Linked DNA regions of Homo sapiens: region 1 is linked to region 2. A link is an interaction called in ENCODE POLR2A ChIA-PET data of the cell type or tissue named here. Cell type or tissue: CD4-positive, alpha-beta T cell. All regions are shown on one strand. Each heading gives the region's core, and the rest is flanking DNA. Links, peaks and the distances in the headings are about the cores only.

The links. Peaks named below come from ENCODE experiments on the same cell type or tissue, not always from the same donor. Only the 100,000 strongest peaks of a DNase experiment are listed, where the experiment ranks them.
Region 1: POLR2A ChIA-PET joins it to region 2 with 6 read pairs; 4 of 35 experiments call an interaction of 5 or more read pairs at or near these places.

The regions. Positions count from the first base shown.
Region 1 is chr1:204,110,081-204,116,500 of GRCh38, reverse strand. SOX13 (SRY-box transcription factor 13) reads right to left here. Exons shown (of 14, transcript NM_005686.3): 2 at 3,367-3,586; 3 at 2,069-2,180; 4 at 1,896-1,982. The coding sequence starts at 3,585. Among named protein-coding and RNA genes, the nearest start is that of ERLNC1, 28 kb to the left of the region's middle. In CD4-positive, alpha-beta T cell, for the core only: no CTCF peak of the experiment used is centred there; a DNase peak (open chromatin) is centred at 1,640.
Region 2 is chr1:204,016,432-204,024,420 of GRCh38, reverse strand. No RefSeq gene overlaps it. Among named protein-coding and RNA genes, the nearest start is that of LINC00303, 21 kb to the left of the region's middle. In CD4-positive, alpha-beta T cell, for the core only: no CTCF peak of the experiment used is centred there; no DNase peak of the experiment used is centred there.

The DNA of each region.
Region 1 (6,420 bases), core at 40-4,039, 94 kb before region 2:
CACAGTGAAACAGACCCCATTGAGACTTTTTACTTGTTCATCTATACATCCATCCATCTATCCACCCATCCATCAGAAACTTATTGAGCAATTGCTATGTCCCAGGACCATTAGGGGCTGAGCCACAGAGATGATGACACAAGATGCTTGCCTTGAAGGGGGCTCTTCATGTTGCTACCTGGCAACTACTAGCCTAGAAGTTCTCCCCTATTAGCCATGAATTCCAGGCCCCCTGAAAATGCTGACAGTGGGACATGTCAGCCCCAGAGCCCCAGGCCTCTTCAATGTCCTCGAGTGCTCAGCGCCACACAGGGTCAGGGTGGACAACCATCCCATCGGAGGGATCCAGTGGGACACACTCAGGCTTTGAAGCAAGACAGGTCTGGGGTCAAATTCCCATTTCAACCCATCCTGTCTGTGAGCTGTTAGGCAAGTTACCAATTTCTCTGCACTTTAGGGTTTTCAAAATCTTGGTAAGTGGGCATAATAATAATCACCTCAGAGGGTTACTATGAGGGATAAATGAGCTAATAGAGGCCAGGTGTGGTGGCTCACGCCTGTAATCCCAGCACTTTGGGAGGCCGAGACAGGTGGATCACTTGAGGTCAGGAGTTCGAGACCAGCCTGAACAACATGGTAAAACCCCATCTCTACAAAAATGCAAAAATTAGCCGGGTATGGTGGCGCATACCTGTAATCCCAACTACTTGGGAGACTGAGACAGGAGAATCGCTTGAACCCAGGAGGTGAACTTTGCAGTGAGCCGAAATCACACCACTACGCTCCAGCCTGGGCAACAGAGCGAGCTGTCTCTCTCCAAAAAAAAAAAAAAAAAAAAAAAAAGAAGAAGAAGCGCTAATATATGCAAAGCTCTTAGTCCAGGATCTGGCACATGGTCCTCAACCAATAAATGTTAGTGTCCCCCTGACCTCCAGTTTAGCTCCTGTCTGATGCAGCAGTTTATTCCTGAGTGCCTGGCCATAGACCTTTTTTTTTTTTTTTTTTTTTAAAAAAAAAAAAAAAAACAACATCGGAATCACTCATGGATCCTTTGAGAAGTATAGAGGCCCAGGCCCCTACCATACCCTGGGGTTCCCATTCAATAGGTGGGGGTGGAGCCTGGGCATCTGTACGGTTTTAAAGTTCCCTCTGTGGGTGTGATCAATGACAATGCAAAAATGATCATTCTGGCTGGGTGCAGTGGGTGGCTCATGCCTGCAATCCTAGCAATTTGAGATGCCAAGGTGGGAGGACTGTTTAGGCCCAGGGGTTCGAGACCAGCCTGGGCAACATAGTAAGACGTCATCTCTACAAAAAAAATATAAAAATTAGCCTGGCTTGGTGGCAGGTGCCTGTGTTCCCAGCTACTCAGGAGGCTGAGATAGGAGGATCATGCAGGAGGTTGAGGCTGCAGTGAGCCAAGATTGTGCCACTGCACTCCAGCCTGGGCGACACAGGGAGACTGTATCTTAAAAAAAAAAAAAAATCACTCTAAGGAACCCAAGCAGCAGCCCATTAGTAACTACTTTTCACTCACTTAGTGAGGTCCAACTGACCTAGAATTAATTAGAGTGAAAGGGAACTTTCTGCTCATTTTGCGGTTAGACTCGGGAAGTGGCAATGACATGCCTGAAGTCACAAGGGTGCCTGGTGAGAGCCCAGATTCAGAGTCATGGGATTTGATTCCTACCAGGCCTCTCCTGCATGGGATGAGTGAGACCTAATGCTTGGGGCCTCCAGGCGAGGGATGGTGATGACCCCTAAGGCCAGGCAGGAGCCAGATGGCACAGGATAGGTATGTACCAAGAACTGCCCTACAGAGCCAGGCTGCGTGGCCAGACCAGGAGAAGAGAGATGGGGTTCAAACATCTCCCCCACCCCCAACAGGCCTTCACCTTTGACATCTTTGGCTTCCATAGAGTTCCTTCCTAGAAACCTCTCCTTCCAGTCACTGGACAACAGCTTCTCTATGGCTGGCACCACTGGAAGACAGCAAAGGGGTGAGGAATAACCGTCTTAACACCTCCCTGCCTCAGGCCTCTGCTTCTAACTAGGGCAGACATCCTACCTTCTTTCAAATTTCGGTTGAAGTCCAGCTTCTCCTGGCTTCCAGAGGCAGCCTCCGACACTCCTGGTCTCTTGGGTTCTGGGGACCCATTACCCTCTGGAGAGCTACAGTCCTGCAAGACATACTGAATTGTCACCATAACCCCCAAGAGAAGGGGACAGGCTGCAGGGAGGGCTGGGCACCCCAAAGATGTGTACCCTGAGGGATCCCAGCCCTATCCAAGTCCTACTTCTCCACTCACTAGGTCCCTTTGGCCTCCACCTGCCCAAGCTTTGTTTAGGAAAAGAACAGAAGATTTCAAAACAAAAGACCTGGGTTTCAGTCCAGGCTCAGTGACTCACACGATGCTTGATCCCACACAAGTCCCTGAAATGCTCTGAACCTGACTTCCCTCTTTTGAAAATGGAAATATTAATACCTCCTCTGTCACAGGATTGTTGCTGGGATCAAGGGAGTTAATGCATGTGAATGAGATTTGCCATTACAATCAGGGGCCAAAAGTCAGCTATTAGTTATCACTCCCTTGAACATACCCACTACACCAGCTGGGCTGCATAGGGGAGCAGGTAGGGGCTGGCAAAAGTTACTCACACTCCCCACTGCCTGCCTCACTCCTCTTCTCGTCAAAGTCCTCCCCATCCTTTAAGGCCTAGCTTGAGGCTCTACTTCTCCAGGAAGCCTTCCTTGATCACCAGTGCCCCCACCCCCCACCTCCTTCCTCCAGGCTGGATTCTTTCTTAGAGCCCATAACTCTCCTCATTTTCACTTATTTGGATTTTAATTATATATCACCTTTTTACATCTCATATGTGAAATCAGAATTTTTAGGAGCTGCAAGAATCCTTATGAATCATGCAGCTCAATTCTCTTGTTTTTTTAAGGGTCAAGAACCGTATCATCTTTAACAGTGACCTAATTCTTGCTTGTGTAATCAGGTTGATTTTCCCAAATCATCTGAAAAATCTGGTAGATTACTTTAAAGCCAAACTTTAGCATGTGTGTCCCATCTCCCCATCTAGTCCTCAGAAGCAAGGACTGGGTCACACATAGGTGAACTGTCACTATCAAGCGAGTAAGTACAGGCATGAGTCTAGGTCCTGCTCTGATAGGTGACCCCGCTTCCAGCCTCAGACTGAACTTGGCAGTGCCTCCCTGCTTCCCTACATGGCGTCTTACCCCTAGGATCACCACTTCTGCCTGTATCTGCTGCCATCTAGGGGAGTGGGCCTGCCCAGCCGAGCAGAGAGCCCAGGTACAGCGCATGGGTGTGAGGATGGAGGCAGGGCGGGGACACTGACCCAGGAGCCCCTGAAATTCCCCTGGGCTGGAGCTTGGGGGTCAGCACTATCCTGGGAGGCCCGGGCTGGGTCTCCAGGCTGAGGTTCAGCGGCAGTGGCTGAGCCCTGGGGGGCCTCGTGGCAAGGCTCTTTCTTCTCCTCTGACTTGATGGTGCAGTTCACCATGGTGCCAACGCCATCCAGGGCCAGCTGGGCAGAGATGGGGCTCCTCATGGACATCCTGGGGGAGGGACAGAGTGAGCTGAGGTGAGTCCCCAGTCGTAAACTTCTGCCCAGAGGCAGTGACCCTACTGTTTGCTCCCCTGACCCCACCCAAGTGCCTCCTGGTGCCTGTCACATGGGCACACTCACAGAAAGGGCAAGCTTACTTGTGAACCCACAGAAAAATCAGCAAAGCCTCTTGTATCCCTCATGCTTTTTTGTTTTGTTTTTTGCTTTTTAAACAAAAAGTTCTAGAGAAGAGTGGGCCTACCCTTGCGCAGCAGCTGCCTGTGTAATGCTTGGGACTACGGGACTAGTGGACTGACGGCCCAACTAACGAGGCCAGATACTGACTGGCTGTTTCTGAGCCCAACAGAGTTGGAGAGCGACAGCGAGAGAGAGAAAGTGTGTGTGTGTGTGTGTGTGTGTGTGCACGCATGTGTGCATGTGTCTGTGCATGTTTGTATGTATACAAATGCATTTTTTTTTTTTTGAGACAGAGTCTCACTCTGTCACCTAGGCTGGAGTGCAAGGGCACGATCTCGGCTCACTGCAACCTCCGCCTCCCAGGTTCAAGTGATTCTCCTGCCTCAGCCTCCCGAGTAGCTGGAATTACAGGCACACGCCACCACCCCCAACTAATATTTGTATTTTTAGTAGATATGGGGTTTTGCCATGTTGGCCAAGCTGGTCTCCAACTTCTGACCTCAGGTGATCTGCCCGCCTCAGCCTCCCAAAGTGCTGGAATTACAGGCGTAAGCCACCACGCCCAGCCTACAAATGCATTTTTATAATTAGTTACCAATACTTAAAAATCAAGAGATAACACATAAAAATCTAGATTTGAACTTCTAGCTCAATTGTTTTTGTGGTAAAAATTGGCTGGAATTGAGTAATGGGTATTTCTTATGGACAGGCCAGTCTACTTTAGCCTCTACACTCCTACTACTCCTCAAAAAGGAAACCAAGTATTAACTATATAAGACATATATTCTTCTATATATAAGACATATAGTCTTCTTCTTACAGTGGAGATAAGGTAAAAGTAAATGATTTCTTGCTTCATGCATCTATCACACGGGGGGAAATAGCCGGGTATGGTGGTTCATGCCTGTAATCCCAGTTACTCAAGAGGCTGAGGAAGGCACATCACTTGAGGTCAGGTGTTTGAGGCCAGTCTGGACAACCTAATGAGACTCCCATCTCTTTAAAAAAATAAAGGGCGGGGGTGGGGGGAATAACAGACTGAGATGATTGGCTTTACGAAAAATATTTTCCGGTATCTAGCTAGAATCTCTCAGAGTCTGGCCACCATAGGCATCTGAGTTTGCAGTTCCTAGTTTAAGCAGCTGGTATACCTGGCAGACCCTCTTGAGACTCTGCACCTGCTGTTCCTTTCCTGTCACATCACTGCCTGGGACATCTGAGGAGCTGAGCAATCGCAGCATCTCAGGGAGTGGTTTCCAGGGGTCATGCCAGGCTTGGGCGGAGCAGCAGATGCCTATCCTCCAAAGTCACAGAGATGCGCTCTGGGTTCTAGTGGGAACACAGCAGGTTCCAGCTATGCATGGGTCCTGCCTCAGCTACTGACTAGCCAAGTGACCTAGGGCAAGTTGCTTAGCTGCTCTGTACTTCAAGTTTCCTCATCTGTAAAATGAGCATGGTAAGAGTCTCTACACTATAGGATGGCCGTGAGGACTAGGAGTTGATATTTATATGGTACTTAGAATAGTTTGTGGCACCAGTAAGCACCGATCTGGTGTTTTGTTGTTTCCTTGTTTATCACATTTCCAAATAACATCACATGATCTGGTGTTTGTTAAACCACTACTAGTTGGAATGCAGTATAAGGACCAGCAGCTTCAGCATGCCTTGGGGGCTTGTTTGAGAGGCAAAGTCATAAGTCCCTCCCACAAATCAGAATCTCTGGGAGTTAGGCCAGGGATCAGGTTTAACAAGACCTCCAGGTGATTTTGATATGCACTAGTTAGAAAAGCACTGTTAAATACATTTTTTGATTTTTTTTTTTTTGCATGGGGATTAGATGTTTAGGGGAAGTATGTAAGGCTAAAATCAGATATAGTAAAAATATCCCTACAGTAAAAAAATTCCTTAAACCTCCCAGGTGCAGTATGGTATTTAAATACTGCATCAGCTCTGTATGGATGCATTTGGATAGATTGCATCAACTCTGTAAAATGTTTGTTATGTATTATGAAACACGCATTGTATATAATAGAGTACATGTAGAGTATTTTAAATAAGCATTATAATTGAATAAAATATATACAATCAGCCCTCTGTATTTGTAGGTTCCACATCCATGGATTCAACCAACCTCAGATCAAAAATATTTAAAAAAGAAATTTCATCTGTACTGAACAAGTAGACTTGTCATTATTCCCTAGACAATATAGTGCAAAAACTATTTATATATGATTAACATTATATTAGGTATTATAAGTAATCTAGAGGCACAGGGGCTCATGCCTGTAATCTCAACACTTTGAGAGGCTAAGGCAGGAGGATTGCTTGAGGCCAGGAGTATTGTATTTTTTTTGTAGAGACAGGGTCTTGCTATGTTGCCCATTAGCATGAGCAACATAGCAAGACCCTGTCTCTACAAAAGAATACAAAAATTAGCTGGGCATGGTGGCATGCGCCTATAGTCCTCGCTACTCAGGAGGCTGAGGCTGGAGGATTCACTTGAGGCCAGCAGTTTGAAGCTGCCAAGATTAAGCCACTGCACTCCACTCTGTCAAGGTGACAGAGCAAGGCCCTATCTCAGAAATGATAACAACTGGCCAGACGCGGCGGCTCATGCCTGTAATTCCAGCACTTTGGGAGGCCGAG
Region 2 (7,989 bases), core at 1,668-5,667:
TCTGAGACAGCTAAGATGAGATGCCCAGAGGGCAGGTGGAGGTGCATCTGGAGTCCAGGAGAAGGGTCTGGGGAAGGTGATATGGTTTAGAGTCAGTAAACCATGGCCAGGGGGCTGGCAGCCTGTTTTGCAAATAAAGCATTATTGAAACACAGTCAAGCCCATTCATTCTGATTTATTTATTTATTTAGTTAGTTAGTTAGTTAGTTAAGAGATAGGGTCTTGCTCTATCACTTAGGGCGGAATGCAGTGGTATGATCATGGCTCACTGTAACTTGAACTCTTGGGCTCAAAAGATTCTCCTGCCTCAACCTCTCAAGTAGCTAGGACTGCAGACATGCACCACCACACCTGGCTAATTTTTTATTTTTAGTTTTTGTAGAGATGGGGTCTCCCTATGTTGTCCAGGCTGGTCCTCAACTCCTAACCTCAAGCAATCCTCCCACCTTGGCCTCCCAAAGTGCTGGGATTATAGGCATGAACTACTGTGCCCAACTCCATTTCTGTATTCCTTATGCCTGCTTTCATAATACAGCAGCAGAGTTGAGTATTTGCAACAGAGACTGTATGGCCCACAAAGCCATGTGGCCCTTTCAGAAAAAGTCTGCCAACCCCTGGGTTAGAGAGTCATCAGCCCAAAGGTGGTACACAGGAGTGGGATATTTACATGTCCCACCCACACTCAAGGGGAAGGGATTATTCAGGGTTTGTACACCAGGGAATGGGAATCTTAACCTTAGGGGAACTTCTGGCCAGCAGGTCTCCTATATCAATCAGGTTAAGATTTTTTTAACTAGGAAGATAATATGTGCCCATTAAAGGAAGCCAGCACCACAAAACAGAGGGGAAAAACTTCTGGCCCCCTTAGCTTAAGCTGTGGGTCATCTGCACAGCACAGCCGCACATTAGAACTGTGCTTATGCCTTCCATTTAATAAATCAAGAGAAAGTAAGTTATTTTTTAAAAAGCATTTGTTTATTTATTTATTTAATTTTTTTTTTTTTGAGATGGACTCTCACTCAGCCGCCCAAGCTGGAGTGCAGTGGCTCAATCTCAGCTCACTGCAATCACCGTCTCCCGGGTTCAAGTGATTCTCCCATCTCAGCCTCTGGAGTAGCTGGGATTATAGGCACCTGCCATCTTGCACGGCTAATTTTTGTATTTTAGTAGAGATGGCATTTCATCATGTTGGCCAGGCTGGTCTTGAACTCCTGACCTCAGGTGATCTGCCCGCCTCGGCCTCCCAAAGTGCTAGGATTACAGGCATGAGCCACTGTGCCTGGCCAAAAAAGCATTTAATAAAGAAAAAATATTAAATTAATGGAAAAATCAAAACTGTAATAAAAGACAAGATAAAAAGAGGGCAACAGTGGCTCACGCCTGTCATCACAGCACTTTGGGAGGCCAAGAAAGAGGATCACTTGAGGCCAGGAATTCAAGACCAGCCTGGACAACATAGTGAGACCTCATCTTTACAAAAAATTTTAAAATGAGCCGGGTGTGGTGGTACGTCCCTGTAGTCTCAGCTTGGGAGGCTGAGGTGGGAAGATCACTTGAGCCCAGGAGTTTGAGGCTACAGTAAGTCATGATTTTGCCACTGCACTCCAGCCTGAATGACAGTGAGACCCTGTCTCAAAAAAAAAAAAAAAAGCAAGAAGCAACTATAAAGTTTAAAGTGACAAGAAGAAACAAAAAATATGATTGAGGGCTGAGCATGGTGGCTCACACCGGTAATATCAGCACTTTCGGAGGCTGTGGAGGGCAGATCACGTGAGGTCAGGAGTTCGAGAGCAGCCTGGCCAACATGGTGAAACCCCGTCTCTACTAAAATCCAAAAATTAGCTGGGTGTGATGGTGTGTGCCTGTAATCCCAGCTACTCGGGAGGCAGAGGCAAGAGAATGACTTGACCCTGGGAGGTGGAAGTTGCAGCGAGCCGAGATTGTGCCACTGCACTTCAGCCTGGGTGACAGAGTGAGACTCTGTCTCAAAAAAAAAAAAAATATATATATATATGTATATATGATAAATATACATATGTATATATGATATATATGTATATGTGATATATATATGTGATTGAGGACAAAAAGGTTAAGTGAAATAAAATAAAGATGTATAAAATAGGAAGAAAAGACAAAGCATGCTAAGAACAATTAAACTGCCAAATCAGTACAAGTTAAAAGACTTGAAGACTTGAAGGATTAAAGGACCAAGGAACTTTCAAAGCTAAAATAAAATGTAAAAAACTAAGAAGTAAAGAACTGTAGTAAATGTGTTTAAATCTGGAGCAAGAACAAATTGAAAAGCTTACCAATGCCATGCTAAGTCAGCCAGTGATTCAAACGGAAGCAACTGTAAAATCCAACATACCTGCCTGAGTATCTTTCTCAACCAGTGTTCCGCGTCTGAACCATGGAATACAGAATATTATTTGGGTGACTGTTTTCTCAATTCCCCCAAGGTACATAACCAGTTCCATTTAAATGCAAAGGAGAGAAGTTAATTTATTGCACATAGTGCCTTGGATGCTGAGAGCATTAGGGCTTCCTTCTCACCAAACTGGCTGATCTATGTCAAAAAGTGTGCAACTAAGAAAGGGTCTGTCTATTTGGCATTGAGTTCTGTGAGGCCTTTGAGAGACAAGTTTTGGACAAGAGGTGGAAACAGAAGTAAGATTCCTGGGACATTCTCCCTCTTCAAGAGCTGCTCAATCAAGTGATGACTGACTAAAGCACAAGTCACTTTGGATCATTTACTGGAAATAATAAAGCCATCAACAGATGTCTTGATTTCACCCAGAAGAATTCAGAGGGGTAGCAGAGAACGTTCAGTTATTTGATTTTACTCCCTATAAGCCTGCTGGCCAAAGGCACAGGAAGGATTTGTAAGTTGGTGCCTTAAAAAAAAGAAAAAAAAAAAAAAGGCCGGGCGCGGTGGCTCACGCCTGTAATCCCACCACTTTGGGAGGCCAAGGCAGGCCGATCACGAGTTCAGGAGATCGAGACCATCCTGGCTAACACGGTGAAACCCCGTCTCTACTAAAAAAAAAAAAAAAATTAGCCAGGCATGGTGGCGGGTGCCTGTAGTCCCAGCTACTTAGGAGGCTGAGGCAGGAGAATCACTTGAACCCGGGAGGCAGAGATTGCAGCGAGCCGAGATTGCACCACTGCACTCCAGCCTGGGCGACAGAGTGAGACTCTGTCTAAAAAATAAAAAAATAAAAAATAAAGCTCTTCCAAATTCACTCTGCAATGAGCCAAAGCTGTCTTGTGAGTGAGGACTGATTGATTGCAGTCTCCAGATGCTCCTTTTTTTCTTCCCCTCCAGCATTATATAAGTGAAAAAGCAAATGATTGCTAGTTTCACATGATTGTATTCATCCTAGCCAAGGGACTCCTACAAAAGCTGAGTTAAACTTCCTCAACTCTGGAATAATACAACAGGACTCAGTACCCACCAGAAGATAACTGTGTTAAAAAAAAATCAAGCTAAATTCTGCATGGATATGGTTGATCACTCTTCCCTTGAAAAACTACCTGCTCCCTTATTGTATTCATTATCTACTGCTGTGTAACCAATTACTCCAAAACTTTAGTGCCTTAAAACAACAAAGAGTTGGCCGGGCACGGGGGGTCATGCCTGTAATCCTAGCACTTTGGGAGGCTGAGGCAGGTGGATGGATCACCTGAGGCCAGGAGTTCAAGACCAGCCTGACCAACAAGGTGAAACCCCATCTCTACTAAAAATACAAAAATTAGCTGGGCGTGGTGGCAGGCACCTGTAGTCCCAGCTACTCGGGAGGCTGAGACAGGAGAATTGCTTGAACCCAGGAGGCAGAGGTTGCAGTGAGCTGAGATCGTGCCACTGCACTCCAGCCTGGGCGATGGAGCAAGACTCTGTCTCAAAAACAACAACAGCAACGATAACAACAACAACAACAACAACAACAAAGAGTTATTATCTCACAGTTTCTGTGGGTCAGGAATTCCAGAACGACTTAGCAGGGTGATTCTGGTTCAAAGTCTGTCGTGTAGTTACAGTCACTTTGAAGGCTTGACTGGGGCTGGGGTCCTACCAACATGGCTCTTCACATGGCTTTTGGCTGGATGCCTCAGTTCCTCATGATGTGAATGTCTCCAAACGCTATTTGTGCCATGACACTGCAGTAACATCCCCCAGCAAGAAAGAGGCAGGATTTGCAGTGCTTTTAATGACCTAGTCTCCAAATTCACACATTGTCACTTCCACTTTATACTTTTTTTTTTTTTTTTTTGAGACGGAGTCTTGCTCTGTGGCCCAGGCTGGAGTGCAGTGGCTTGATGTCGGCTCACTGCAACCTCCACCTCACAGGTTCAAGCAATGCTCATGCCTCAGCCTCTCAAGCAGCTGGAATTACAGGCGCGTGCCACCACAACCAGCTAACTTTTGTATTTTTAGTAGAGACGGGGTTTTACCATGTTGCCCAGGTTGGTCTCAAACTCCTGGCCTCAAGTGATCTGCCTGCCTCGGCCTCCCAAAGTGTTGGGATTACAGGCGTGAGCCACCGCACTCAGCCCACTTTATTCTATTCATTAGAAGTGAGTCACTAAGTCTAGCCCACACTTAAGAGGAAGAGATTTAGATACCACCTTTTAAAGGGAGGGATAGCAAAGAATTTGTGCACATATTTTAAAACTCCCATGCCTGTCTTCCGCAGCAAGACAGCTCCCCTGGTTGTCTTCCTATGTCTCTGGCTACTCCTTCTCAGGGTCCATCAGTGGTTCCTTGTATTCTTTCTGCTTCCTGAATGTTGGTTTTCTGGGGCTTCTCCTGTTCTCACTCCATATGTTTGCTCTGGGCTACCCTCTACTCCTCTGTACCATCTTTGGGCTGATGGTTCTCATGATTATGTTATGTTACTTGACAAAGGCGAAAGAATTCTGCAGATGTATTGAAGGTCCCAAATCAGCTGACTTTGAGCTAATCAAAAGGGAGATTATCCTGGATGGACCTGACCTAACTAGGTGAGTCCTTAAAAGAGACAAGGCCTGTATTAGTCCATTTTGCTTTCTTATAAAGGTATACCTGAGACTGTGTAATTTATAAAGAAAAGAGGTTTATTTCACTCACAGTTCTGCAGGCTGTACAAGAATGGCACCAGCAAATGCTAAACTTCTGGTGAGGCCTCAGGAACCTTTTATTCATGGTAGAAGGCACAGGGGGAGCAGATTTGTCACATGGCAAGAGAGGGAGCAAGAGAGAGATGTGGAAGATTGAAGACAGGTTTTTTTGTTTTTGTTTTTTGTTTTTTGTTTTTTTTTTGAGACAGGATCTTGCTCTGTCCACCAGGCTGGAATGCAGTGGCACAATCACAGCTCACTGCAACCTCCTGGGCTCAAGCAATCCTTCTGGGCTCAAGTGATTCTCCCAACCTCAGCCTCTTGAGGCAGGACTACAGACTTGTGCCCCCATGCCTAACTAATTTGTTGAATTTTTAGTAGAGATGAGATTTCACTATGTTTCCCAGGCTAGTCTCGAACTCCTGAGCTCAAGCAATCCTCCCACCTTGGCCTCCCAAACTGTTGGAATTACAGGCATAAGTCACTGTGCTGGGTCCCCAGACTCTTTTTAACTAGATCTCATGTGAACACATTACCCCGGGGCAAGGTGGGTGGGGAAGGGATAACCAATACATTCATGAGGGATCTGCTCCCATGATCCAAACACCTTCCACCAGGCCCCACCTCCAACACTGGGGATCATATTTCAGCATGAGTTTTAAAGAGGACACACATTCAAACACTATCAGGGCCCATCTTAAAGTCAGAGATTTGAAGAGAAAGAGATTCCGAAATGAAAGAGATTCTTCTGCTGGCCTTGAAGAAGTAGGTTACCATGTTCAAAGGGCCATTGGAGAGGGCTGCATGGCAAAGACCAGAGAGTAACTTCTAGTTGTTGAAAGCAGTTCCCAGCTAACAGCTAGCAAGGAAATGGGAACCTCAGGTATGCAACTGCAAGAAAATGAACTCTCCCAACAACCCGAGGGAGCTTAGAAATAAACCTTTCCATAGCTAAGCCTCCAGATGAAGACAAACCCAGCTGCCACCTTGATTTCAGCCTGGTGGGACCATGAGCTAGGGACCCAGCTAAAACATGCCAGACTCCTGACTCACAGAAACTGTGAGATCATAAATCTATATTGTTTTAAGGCACTAAACTTTTGGTATTTTATTATACAACAATTAAAAACTAATATATCATGTGATATCTCACTAATAACCTTGTTGAACTGCTGAAATAGATGTGATTTTTTCTCTCATTCTGTTGAATTTCTCTCTGAGGAGGTACAGCCTATAATCTCCATTCAATAAACCCACTGGACATTGGCAAACCCTTATTCACATCACCATGTATTGGGAAGGGAAGCTAGGTAAGAAGTTCTCTTTGGGGAAGGATTGTCAACAGAAAAATGGCTAAAGTTAACAAATATACAAAAACATGTGGTCTTGAGTTCTTCCAATAAGACTCCTTGGAAGGAAGGAAGGTTGAAGAACCAAAAGTTGGTGTCATGATTACATTTTCCCAAAATGCACAAAACAATGTTACCCATCCCATGTGATTGTTGGGCTCTGAAACCAAGATTCCAAAATATGGCCTTTTGACATGCTGAACTGTATTAGTCCCTTCTCACGCTGCTAATAAAGACATACCTGAGACTGGGTAATTTATAAAGGAAGAGGTTTAATTGACTCACAGTTCTGCAGAGCTGGGGAGGCCTCAGGAAACTCACGATCATGGTGGAAGGGGAAGCAAACACAAGTTCTTCTTCACTTGACAGCAGCAAGGAGAAGTGCAGAGCTAAGGTGGGGAAAAGCCCCTTATAAAACCATCAGATCTCGTAAGAGCTCGCTCACTATCACAAGAACAGCGTGGAGGTAACTGCCCCCATGATTCAATTACCTCCCACCAGGTTCTTCCAATAACACATGGGGATTATGGGAACTACAATTCAAGAGGAGATTTAGGTGGGGACAGAGCCAAATCATATCATGAATGAAGAAGAAACCTCAAGGTCTCTCTGACCTCCCCCTCACTGACTCTCCCAAATCCAGGATGAAGTTGTTCTCTGAAGTTCCTTTATCTGCCCAAAATCCAGACCCACAAAGGAGAACAATTGTTTTTTCTTCCCCTCCCTGCAGGACTAAGACAAGTTAATCTCTGTTCTGGCATCCATGCATTCTCCCTAGTAATCCTTTATTGCCCCTCAGCAGAATTCCTCTTCTCCCGCTCCCATAGTCTGTTTTGCCAGGATGATATATAAACTTCCAAACTCCACTGGGAAGTGAGCAATCACCCTGTGGTTCTCCCCACATACACATTAATGATACATGTGTATGCCTTTTCTCCAATTAATCTGCCTTTTCTAAGTTGATTTTTCAGCGAAACTTCAGAGGGCAGAGGGGAAGTATTCCTTGAAAGGAAGTGACTTGAACCCTCTCCACATTGAGAGGCAAGCCTCTTCCCTTGAAACTGGGTAGACTTGTGACAGAAGTAACACGATGTGACTTCCAAGGAGATAGGTTGCTGGCAGTGTGGAAAAAAACAAGCTGTTTTGCCCCTGCTCTCACACCACAATCAATCAACACAGAAAACTGTGACCAAATGTGTGTAGGTTTTACCCCACACACCAATAAGCAAGCAATCAATTCTGCAGCAGACACACCAGCTGGGTGTCCTCTAAGTCTACCTGGAGATGGTGTCAGATCCCACAGGTTGAGGGTTCAGTGCTAGAAGACTGCCCCCGACTTCAGATGCCAATCACAAGCTCCAGGTATGTTTTACCTGTGCTTCTGACTGATCAGATGTAAACTGGGGTTTCCATGACCCCTTTCTGGGGTTTGATTAATTTGCTAGAGCAGCTCATAGAACTCAGAGAAATGCTTATGTTTACTTTTTTTTTTTTTTTTTGAGACAGAGTCTCACTCTATCCCCCAGCCTGGAGCGCAGTG